Linked DNA regions of Homo sapiens: region 1 is linked to region 2. Evidence: chromatin contacts called from ENCODE Hi-C or POLR2A ChIA-PET data. All regions are on one chromosome and are shown on one strand. The core of a region is the stretch at or near the end of the contact, and the rest is flanking DNA. Distances in the headings are between cores, read along the strand shown.

Region 1 (5,177 bases), core at 966-3,465, 66 kb after region 2:
AGTACGGTGGAATTACAGGGGCTTTCACTTTCTGCGTTATCTATCACTTTGATATTTAGCTTTTTCATAGGAACCATTGTACTGCTTTTGTCATAAAAAGCAATGCTTTTTTTTTTTTTTTTTTTGAGATGGAGTCTCACTCTGTTGCCCAGGCTGGAGTGCAGTGGCACAATCTTGGCTCACTGCAACCTCTACCTCCCGGGTTCACACCATTCTCCTGCCTCAGCCTCCCGAGTAGCTGGGACTACAGGCACCTGCCACCACGCCCGGCTAATTTTTTGTATTTTTAGTAGAGACGGGGTTTCACCATGTTAGCCAGGATGGTCTCGATCTCCTGACCTCATGATCCGCCTGCCTCAGCCTCCCAAAGTGCTGGGATTACAGGCATGAGCCACCGCGCCTGGCCCTAAAAGTAATGCATTTTTAAATGCTGGTATAAATATTTGCAGAATGCCAGTTGCCTATGCTTTTCAATGGACTTTCAAGGAAAATCTGTCATTTGGAGAAAGATTTTCAAATCATTGCAACCTCGGCACGATTCAGTGCCCTCTTCCTTATCTTTTCTGTTTTCAGAGCAGCTTCCTTAGCACTGGGGCTACCCTTCACTTTCCCAACTGGAAGGGTTTTTGACCTGATCAGCTCCTCTGTCCCTGCTATTGCCTGGGCACCTAAAGCACCTCCTGCCTTTCTCTCCACCTCCCCACCCCCCACGCCCAGGTGCTCTGGCAGGCATGTCACATCAGAGGCTCACATGTTTCTCCACCTTTCCCCAGTACAGAGAAGACATCTGCCTCCAGTTCGTAGGATGAATTACTCCCTTAATTAATTACTCCCTTAATCGATGATAACTTCCAGTGCAGGAGAGGGTGGAGGCTCTAAAACATGATTGTGCTAGAGAAACCTCATTGTTTTGTACCAGAAAGTGGTCACAACCCTGGCTGCCTCATATGTGATGTTGTGGAGACAGTAACAAGGAACACTTCAAAAAGAGAAACTTTCTGAAAATAAACCAAAAGTGGCCTATGTGCACAGGTACAAGTCCATGAGGCAGCCTCTCAGCTCTTTCATATTGTTTGTCCCAACACCGCTACTTTGCCCAGCCTGACGCACATAGGCATGGAGATGCTGAGCGTCAACACGGTGGAGTCATATCACGTGATCACAGATCCCAGCTTAGGTGCAGTCATTCGAGCCACTGAGCCTGCTGTTCTGTTTAGTGAACATATGCCCCAGGAGCCAGAAGCCAGCCATCTGCCTGAGTCAGCCCTGGCCCCAATATGTGTGAATATGAGTCTAGTGCTTAGTGATACACACTTCCACACAACATGGTCCCTAAATGTAAGACAATCACTCCATTGCATGTGCACCCAAAATCACAGCATCTGTTCCCAAGCTGATGGAAACGCCAATTTGTCAGAGTCTTCAACATGGTACCTTCTGAAGGAAGAGTCAAGGGTGAGTCTGATCATACGTGATCTTTCCTTGTTTGCTGAATTTAGAGAGTAACTCTGCTTAAAATGTTACTCCCTATATGTGTAGGTTGCAGACACCCCTGGATTCTTTGGGGGCAGTTCCCCAGGTCCTGCTACATTTGCTGTTGACATTCCCTTATTTTCTTTCCATCCAGCTCCAGACCCTTGTCCCCAGGTTTTGACCCCACCCAGACCTTTGCCTGGGACGGAAAGCTGCTTCATTTCAGGAGACACCTGAAGTACCTGGGTTGGTTCAGAGACTACCAGAAGTTTTTGGACTTCTTCTAGTCCTTTAATGGCCAAAAGGACTCAAGGGCCTGGCATGTAATGGAAAAGGCATCACCTCTCTCATGGAACGCAGCTGGAAGGACCAACCCCTTCATAGTTACAGGAATCTGAGCTATGAAGACACTAGCCAGGCAACAAGGCCCTGGGCTCAGACACAGATGAAGTTTCTCTGGAAGAGAAATCTGGCCTGTTACAGACCTGGGAAGTGCCAAGGCTTAGCTCCTGAGAAGGATTGCTGGTGCTGACAGCTGGGAGTCAGGACTCCAGGGCCACTTGTATGGAAGCTGGTGCCCGTGGTGCAGGAGGATGGGGGCTCTGGATTCTGCACCACCCCCCATAGACTGGCCCCTCAGAGGGCTCCTGTGGTGTCAGAGCCCTCTCACAAGCGCCTGCCGTGGTTATCAGCTGAAGCTGAGTGCTTGTGGAGTGTGGACAGAGGGCAGAGGGAGAGAAGCAGCCATGGGCTTCCTGCCAGGAAGCTCAGCAGCTCCGAGGAGACTGGAGAGTCATGGGACACAGTGCGTCCTCCCCAGAACAGCCTCCAGCCTGCCAGTTCAGAGCACACGCTTGGAGGCAGGAAGGCTGAGGTCCAACCCCATTCCTGCTATGGGCCAGCTGAGAGCTGTGGACAAGTCATTCGGCTTCTCTGAGCCGCAGTCTTCTCACCTGTAAAGCGGGGGTAATAATACCCTCCTCACAAGGTTGTTGCAAGGCTTTGTGGGGAAAAATACAAAGTGCACAGAGTTGTTCAGTAAGGCGTGGGCCTGCGGGGAAAGGCGGGGCCATGAGCTGGCCAGGGGAGGAAAGGACAGATGGGGACTCCAGATAATGAAAGCATCTTTGCATCCTCAATGATATAATCTGGGTTTGTTGTTGTTGTTGTTGTTTGAGACAGAGTCTCGCTCTGTCCCCCAGGCTGGAGTGCAGTGGTGCAATTTCAGCTCACTGCAACCTGTACTTCCCGGGTTCAAGTGATTCTCCTGCCTCAGCTTCCTGAGTAGCTGGGATTACAGGTGCCCGCCACCATGCCTGGCTAATTTTTCTGTTTTTAATAGAGACAGGGTTTCGCCATGTTGGCCAGGATGGCCTCGAGCTCCTGACCTCAGCTGATCCACCCTCCTCAGCCTCCCAAAGTGCTGCGATTACAGGCATGAGCCACCGCGCCCGGCCCATCTGGAGTTTTTTTGTTTGTTTGTTCCTCATAAAGGCTACGAGGAGAGGAAGGGGCCTAGAACACAGGATGGTGGAAGAGGGGCTCATGGGTGGAGGGGAGGAGAGCAGATGAGCAGGGACCCTCCCCCTTCCTCGGCAACCATGGGGTTTGCCACACATATATTTTTGATGTCCCATGTATCAGGTGGAGATGTCAACTTCTATGAACTGAAATAAACTGTTTCCCTATGTGTAAAATGAAGGGCACTTCAAGTCTGTCCAAGTACAACCAGGTGTCTCTAGATACCCCGAGCCTGAGAAATCACCCGTGTAGATGCACACAGGCATACACTCACACATATGCACAATCACATACACTCACATTTTGTTACCTGGGTTCAAATTAGACTAGCTGATAGTTGAGGATAGCCATGGGTTCCAAGCTTAGGCACATCTTTGCTGTGGCTGTTAGGCCTCACCCAGGTTGAGAGAAGGACTAAGACCCAGGTCTACTTGCTTGTCTGGTCTCTCTATATTATCCTAGTAGCAAGTTAGAGAATTGCGCCAGGGAGAATGCAGCAGAAAAGAGGAGGATATGGAATCATCCTAGGGCAAGCCAGGAGGCAGGGGTACAAGGGCCTTAGCTTTCCTGTACCCCCAGATACAGCCCAGAGTGAATAAAAAGCTGAACTCAGCCCAGGAAGGTCCTGGAAGACCTGCCAGTGCCTGAGTCACACAGTGATGCCTGGGCTGAAACCAGGGGGAGTCAGGGAGTAACATTTACAGGGTCTTCTCCCCATGGCTCTCTCAACCCAGGACCAAGCATGGTGGCTTCCTGAGAGTAGCAACACTGAATCATTGAGTTATTTATTCATTCACCCCACAACCACTTCTGATACAGACCTACACCCTGCTTTGGGGGAGCTCAAAGCTTATTTCCTGCTCCACACCCCCCACCCCCAATGCTTCCTGCGCCACTGACTTCCCAACAGGATAAAGGAAGCCTTCTCCTGGAATCTGAGTGTAATGTGGGCTGGATTCAGGTTAGCCAAATCCAGGGGAAGGCAGGGTTTGAAGCCTCTGGGTTTGGCATGTCCTGGCAAGCAGCGGAGTAAAGAAGATTCTCCTTTACCCTGTGCCCCGGTGCCTCATCTCCACTCTGTGCCTTCTCAAGCTGGTGGCAGGCTGAACCAAATGCCCCCACGTTGGTAAGTGTCACCCACACCCCCTAGCCACCATACCACAGGTCAGCTCCTGACAAACGTGCAGGTGTTAACCAACAGACACGCCACGAGGACACAGAGGGAGGCGACAGATTCTGGCCTGGGGATTCGAGGAAAGCTTCACAAAGGAGGAAGAGATGAACCAGGCCTGAGAGCTGGTTAGAATGTTGACAGAAGACTGAGGGAACATTGTCAGCAAAAGCTCAGAAGCAAGAACAAATGAAGGGGGAAGACAGGTCGCTATGTACCTCAAGTGACTCACCAACTCGGAACAAAACACTTCCCTTTACACGGTTGAAGGGACATGAGCTTTGGAATCCAAAAGATCTGGCCACTTACTAAACATGTGGCCTTAAGTAAATCACTTAACCCCTCTCTACTTCAATTTTCTTATCTGTGAAGTGAAAATATTTCTACCAATTGTACCCATCTCACAGGGCTGTCTGAACCGCAAATATATCATCACAAAAGCAACTAGCTAGTGGTTGCTTAGCATGTGGGAGACACTCGGGAAGTACTGGGTGTCTCCTTCTCTTCCTTCCTTCCTTCTTTGGGCCTCCATTTCCTCTTCCTTGAAATGACAGGAAGCTACTCTGCCCCCACCCCAATGCCATTTTGCTCTGGAGACCAGTGGATGACTGAGACATTCCAAATTCCTCAGATGCAAACAGCAGAAAGAAAAACAGACTGTGGACTAAGTTGGTATCAAATGTACACGTGATTTTCCCAAGACAAGGTGCCTTTAGGCTCTGTGCAAGAGTGAAGCTTCAGTGGAGAGCCAGGGATAGAGCTGAAGCTAACAGGGAGAGGAGAGAAGGGAGAGAAGAGAGGGCTAAGTTTTTTTTCATTTGCAGAGCTCACAGCTCAGCCAAATAACATCTTTAAATACTATTGACATGACAAAGCCAAAGTTCTTGGCTTAGGCTGCGATTTTTTCTGTTCTTTTTTTAAATCCAGATTTGAAGAATGTACCTTCTTTAGAACTATGTCTGCCAGTCCAGTCATTTCTGCCCATGACGGTCCAGCTCAGAGCTGAATCAGG
Region 2 (5,170 bases), core at 2,089-4,588:
GAAAAAAAGGCTAAGAAATGTGAACAGTGCATTCCTTTTCCCTGGATAAATCACCCTGCAACAAGTGCAGGCATTCCAAATCATTCCCTTTTCCTTCTAAAGTGAACCATCGAGGCATCCAAGAGTTGAAAGGCTAACAGAGGCCTTCAGTAGTGCCAATGTGAGGACCAGGAATATGGCTCAATCCCTGAATTTCTTGTGTTTCTCTTTCTACTCCCTCTCCCTCTCTCACCCCATCCCACTCCAGCAACACAGATATCACTGGGGGCCTTATGAGAGTTGGAGTGGGTAGAAAGAAAGTCCTCCTTCCTCTCAGCTAACTAGCAAGGGAGGCCAACACGACTGAATGGAAATCAGACCTAAGGCTCTTTTTTAGGACTTCAGCTGTTCCAAGTCACTTCTGCCTCCCAGCTGTTGTGATCATCTGGGGCTGGTCGTGGAGCCCCAGCTGTAAAAACTAAGTCAATGAATAAGTGCATAAAATTGACAAAGGGTGAGACCTGAGACTGAACCACAGGTCTTATAGTCAAGAAGTGCATCTGTTCCTCACCAAATATCATCAGATCAGCCCAAAGCTCTGTGTGAGGTCAGACCTGGAGCTTGGCATTTAAGATAAGGGCTAATCTACAAACCACAGGCAGCTCCCATCTGACACAGGCAAGCCGGGGTCAGGGCCAACCAGGAACCAAACCTGGGGTAGTAGGTGTTCCTTGAGGCAGAGGGAGAAAGGATGGAAGGGACTGACAAATATGTTCTGAGTGCTCCTCTTCTCGGGGGACACACTATGTGTACCCCACTACAAGGCCACTATCTGCTTTAGGAACAAACTTGGCATTAAATATACCCACCATTACAATAACATACAGAATGTCTCTCAAAACCTATATGTAGAATGTACAACACAAGGCCAGGCATGTTGGCTCACACCTGTAATCCCAGCACTTTGGGAGGCCGAAGTGGGCAGATCACCTGAGGTCAGGAGTTCGAGACTAGCCTGGCCAATATGGCAAAACCCTGTTTCTACTAAAAATACAAAAATTAGCTAGGTGTGGTGGTGGGTGCCTCTAATCCAAGTTACTTGGGAGGCTGAGGTAGGGGAATTGCTTGAACCTGGGAGGTGGACTTTGCAGTGAGCCAAGATCGTGCCACTGCACTCCAGCCTGGGAGACAGAGCGAGACTCCATCTCAACAAACAAACAAACAAACAAACAAACAAACAAACAGTACAACACAAAGAGTGAGCCCTAATGTAAATACAGACTTCAGTTAATAAAAATGTGTCCATATTGGTTTATCAATTGTAACAAACTCAAATGAACCATACTCATCCAAGGGGTTAATAATAAGGGAAACTAGTGGGGAGGAGGGATATGGCTATTGATACTTTCTTCTCAATTTTTGTTTGTTTGTTTTTTTTTTGAGATGGAGTCTTGCTCTATCGCCCAGGCTGGAGTGCAGTGGCATGATCTCGGCTCACTGCAACCTCTGCCTCCCGGGTTCAAGCAATTCTCCTGTCTCAGCCTCCCCAGTAGCTGGGACTACAGGCACCTGTCCCCACTCCCAGCTAGTTTTTGTATTTTTAGTAGAGACGGGGTTTAACCATATCGGTCAGGCTGGTCTCGAACTCCTGACCTCAGGTGATCCACCCGCCTCAGCCTCCCAAAGTGCTGGGATTACAGGCGTGAGCCACCACGCCCAGCATCTTCTCAATTTTTCATAAACCTAAAACTGCTCTTGAAAAATAGTCTATTAATTAAAATTAAAAAGTAAATCTCAGGCCAGGTGGCTTACAACTGAAATCCCAGCACTTTGGGAGGCTGAGGTGGACAGATCACTTGAGCACAAGAGTTCAAGACCAGCCTGGGCAATACAGTGAGACCCTGTCTCTACAAAAAAATGCAACAAACTAGCTGGGCGTGGTGGTGTGCACTTGTAGTCCCAGCTACTCAGGAGACTAAGGTGGGAAGATCACCAGAGCTCGGGAGATTGAGGCTGCAGTGAGCCATGACTTCACCACTGCACTCCAGCCTGGGTGACAAAGTGAGAAGCTGTCTCAAAAAAAAAAAAAAGGTACACCTAGCGTCTTCTCAGAGCCTCTGGATTGGGTACTTAGTGGCTGCTACCACCAAGTGAGACAGTGGGGACAGAGAAAGAGCAAAGTTTGAGGGAAGAGGATAGTAAAGGGAACATTGGGCCAGGTGTGGTGGCTCACACCTGTAATCCTAACACTTTGGGAGGCTGAGAGGGGGCGGATCACTTGAGGTCAGGAGCTCAGTTCAAGACCAGCCTGGCCAACATGGCGAAACTTCATCTCTACTAAAAATACAAAAATTAGGCAGGGCACGGTTGCTCACACCTATAATCCCAGCACTTTGAGAGGCCGAGGTGGGCAGATTGCCTGAGGTTAGTTCTCCCATCCTGGCCAACATGGTGAAACCCCATCTCTACTAAAAATACAAAAATTAGCCAGGCATGGTGGCAGGCGCCTGTAATCCCAGCTACTTGGGAGGCTAAGGCAGGAGAATCGCTTGAACCCAGGAGGTGGAGGTTGCTGTGAGCCGAGATCATACCATTGCACTCCAGCCTGGGTGACAGGAGTGAGACTCCACGTCAAAAAAAAAAAAAAAAAAAAAAAATTAGCCCAGCATGGTGGCGCATGCCTGCAATCCCAGCTACTCAGAAGGCTGAGGCACAAGAATCACTTGAACCTGGGAAGCAGAGATTGCAATGAGCCGAGATCCCGCCACTGCACTACAGCCTGGGCAACAGATTGAGACTTCATCTCAAAGGAGGTTTGGCCATGGTGAATCCAGGGAGTGTAAAGGACACATAGATAGATATATCTTCTAGACAGAGGACAGAAGAGTCAGAATTTGGGCTGCAAATACATGATGGGAGTCATCAACATATAAACCCATTGAACACCATATATGGATGAGAGTTTTCTCTTCAGCAGCTGTGAGGAGTTGGGATGACCACACGCAGTGCCTCCTTCCTTGTTCGTGAGCACTCAGTGCAGGGCAACTGACAGCAATTAGGACGGGGAGACACGAAGCCTCCCCCCGCCGCAGGAATTGCTACTGCAGATCTTCCCTTCTTGTGGAACACTGTGGTCTCTGTGGGTGAGGGAGATGCTCTGATTCATCGTCCACAGGGCTGTAGTATTTTGATGCTGTAGTCCAATAACTGTATTTTCTGTCCATATTAGGCCGAGAGTAGGGGCGTCCTCCAGGGTTGTATAAACCATCAGTAGCCAATTCATTTGCACCTGCTACATTATCCACTGATGACTTCAATCAGCTAAGGCAGCCAAGCAACAAGAGGCACTACGTGGGCAAAACGTTGAGTCATCCGCATATCTGCCCTCTGAACACACGAAAATATCCCCACTGTGCATCCTGAGTAACATTTGTGCCAGGTTCCCAGGCAAACTTCCTCCTGAGCTTCCTCCTCCACTCTTCCCTGCTCCAGGCACTGAGCCCTACCCACTCTCAGCCTCTCAGGCTTAAGGGCCGAATCATCCACTCTCAGAGCTTAAAGGAAAAAAAAGAGGAAGGAAGCAGTGAGACTTGATTTGTAACAGCCCTAACTATGGAGCTGGAAGATCTGGGTTCAGATGGCAGCCTGGGTTCCCTAGTTGCATAGTAGATCTCATCTTTCTGAGCTTACACTTCTTCAGCCGTAAAATGGAGATGATAATATTAACTGCTGCTGCTGATCTTTTGACAATTGAGATAATGTATTTTTCAAGGGCCTACCATATACTAAGAGCTAACATTTTTGAGTGTTTACATTTTATCGGATACTCTTCCAAACCATTTACACATTTGTTAACTCATTTCATCTTTATAACACCCTACGATAATCCCAAGGCACAATTATCTTTATTTTATAAGTGAAGAAACTAAGCCACAATGAAGTTAAGTAAATTGTTCAAGGCCCCAGAACTAGAAAGTGGTAGAACCACAATTTTCCGCCACTCAAAAGTGGGCTGACCCTCTTCGTATTTACATCAGGGGTTCTCAGAATGTGGTCTTCAGGCCAGCAGCAGCAGCAGCGGCAGCAGTAGAAACTTGTTAGAAATGATCTCAGGACCCACCCAGAGCTACAGACAGAAATTCCAGGGGCGGGCAATGGCAAACTGGGTTGACAAGCCCCCCAGTTGATTGTGATTTTCAGCCAAGTTTGATAACCTCTGGCCTACACTTTTCCTTCTACCTCCATGGCAGATGACAATTGAACAAATTAGACCCCTTTTCCTCCCAACACCCACTATGTATTAGGCACTTTGTGTGTTATTGTCATTTAATTCTCATAAGAAACTTTTTTTATTTTTATTTTTTATTGAGACATGGTCTCACTCTGTTGCCCAGGCTGGTCTCGAAACCCTGGGCTCAAGCAATCCTCTCCCCTTGGCCTCCCAAAGTGCTGGGATTACAGGTGTAAGCCACCATGCCCAACCAAGCAAGAAACTTTAGAGATTGGTTTTCTCACCCCCATTCTATAGATAGGAGACCTGGACAAGGGGAGGAAGGTGTGGGCCCTTGTACAGGCCATACAGCTAGTAATGTCCCACTCCAATGTCGCACTCCCCGGCTCCTACAACACAAGGCATTCCTCAATGCTGGCTGTGTCCTGTCATCCCCAGATCCCTGCCTCACTCCCTCACTCCATTCCCCAGCAGGGACCCTGGGCCTCTGCAGGCCTCGAACCACCGCTCCTGGCTATGAGGTCCGTCCTGGTTCTAGGGCTGTAACCCCAAGTCAGCTTTATCCAAGCTGCTCTGTGATCTTCTGTTCTAGGGCAAGCACTAGAGATGACTCCCATGACCAAGCCTTCACCCCATAGCCCCTCCGGCCCCAGGGGACCAATCTGGTGTCCCTTTAGTTTGGGCCATCTCATGAGTTCTCCAGCCCCTTAGTGCCTTGAGCTTGGTTTTTTGGGGTCAATCCCTTCAAGTTGTGGAGAAATGCCCCTGGGCCCCAGACCCCAGCAGGGTCCCCATGTCTCCTTCCCGACCATACATCCCTGCCAGTGTTAGGAATAACGCTCAAAATCCTAAGGAAATTGAACACTTGAACAAAGGATTCTTAGCAAAGAAATTTTACTTCTGCGCAGAGGGGTGCCTCCTTGGCCAGTCGCCATGAAAGCACACCTGTAGGAAGGGGCA

Evidence for each region. Hi-C counts contacts between places; a loop is a spot of excess contacts on that map. ChIA-PET counts read pairs that join two places held with the same protein, here RNA polymerase II (POLR2A). Pooled maps may share reads with other maps.
Region 1: POLR2A ChIA-PET joins it to region 2 with 10 read pairs in AG04449. The contact joins two enhancer-like sites. A Hi-C loop is called at or near these places in 3 of 168 maps with a recorded cell type or tissue (IMR-90, esophagus muscularis mucosa and prostate gland) and 6 of 50 pooled maps. POLR2A ChIA-PET finds 5 or more read pairs at or near these places in 7 of 52 experiments (AG04449, AG04450, BJ and 4 more).

Annotation. Positions count from the first base shown.
Region 1 is chr2:30,357,841-30,363,017 of GRCh38, forward strand. No RefSeq gene overlaps it. Among named protein-coding and RNA genes, the nearest start is that of LINC01936, 14 kb to the left of the region's middle. Within about 2 kb of position 2,216, at least 18 of the 41 ENCODE cell types and tissues checked have a DNase peak (open chromatin) inside an H3K27ac peak, as active enhancers do; they include IMR-90, where a contact is called at or near this core.
Region 2 is chr2:30,290,298-30,295,467 of GRCh38, forward strand. LOC102723594 (a long non-coding RNA gene) reads right to left here. Exons shown (of 3, transcript XR_427017.4): 3 at 2,738-3,533. Among named protein-coding and RNA genes, the nearest start is that of LINC01936, 54 kb to the right of the region's middle. RefSeq lists enhancers at 3,249-3,308, 3,479-3,528 and a silencer at 4,022-4,192. Within about 2 kb of position 3,339, at least 5 of the 41 ENCODE cell types and tissues checked have a DNase peak (open chromatin) inside an H3K27ac peak, as active enhancers do; they include IMR-90, where a contact is called at or near this core.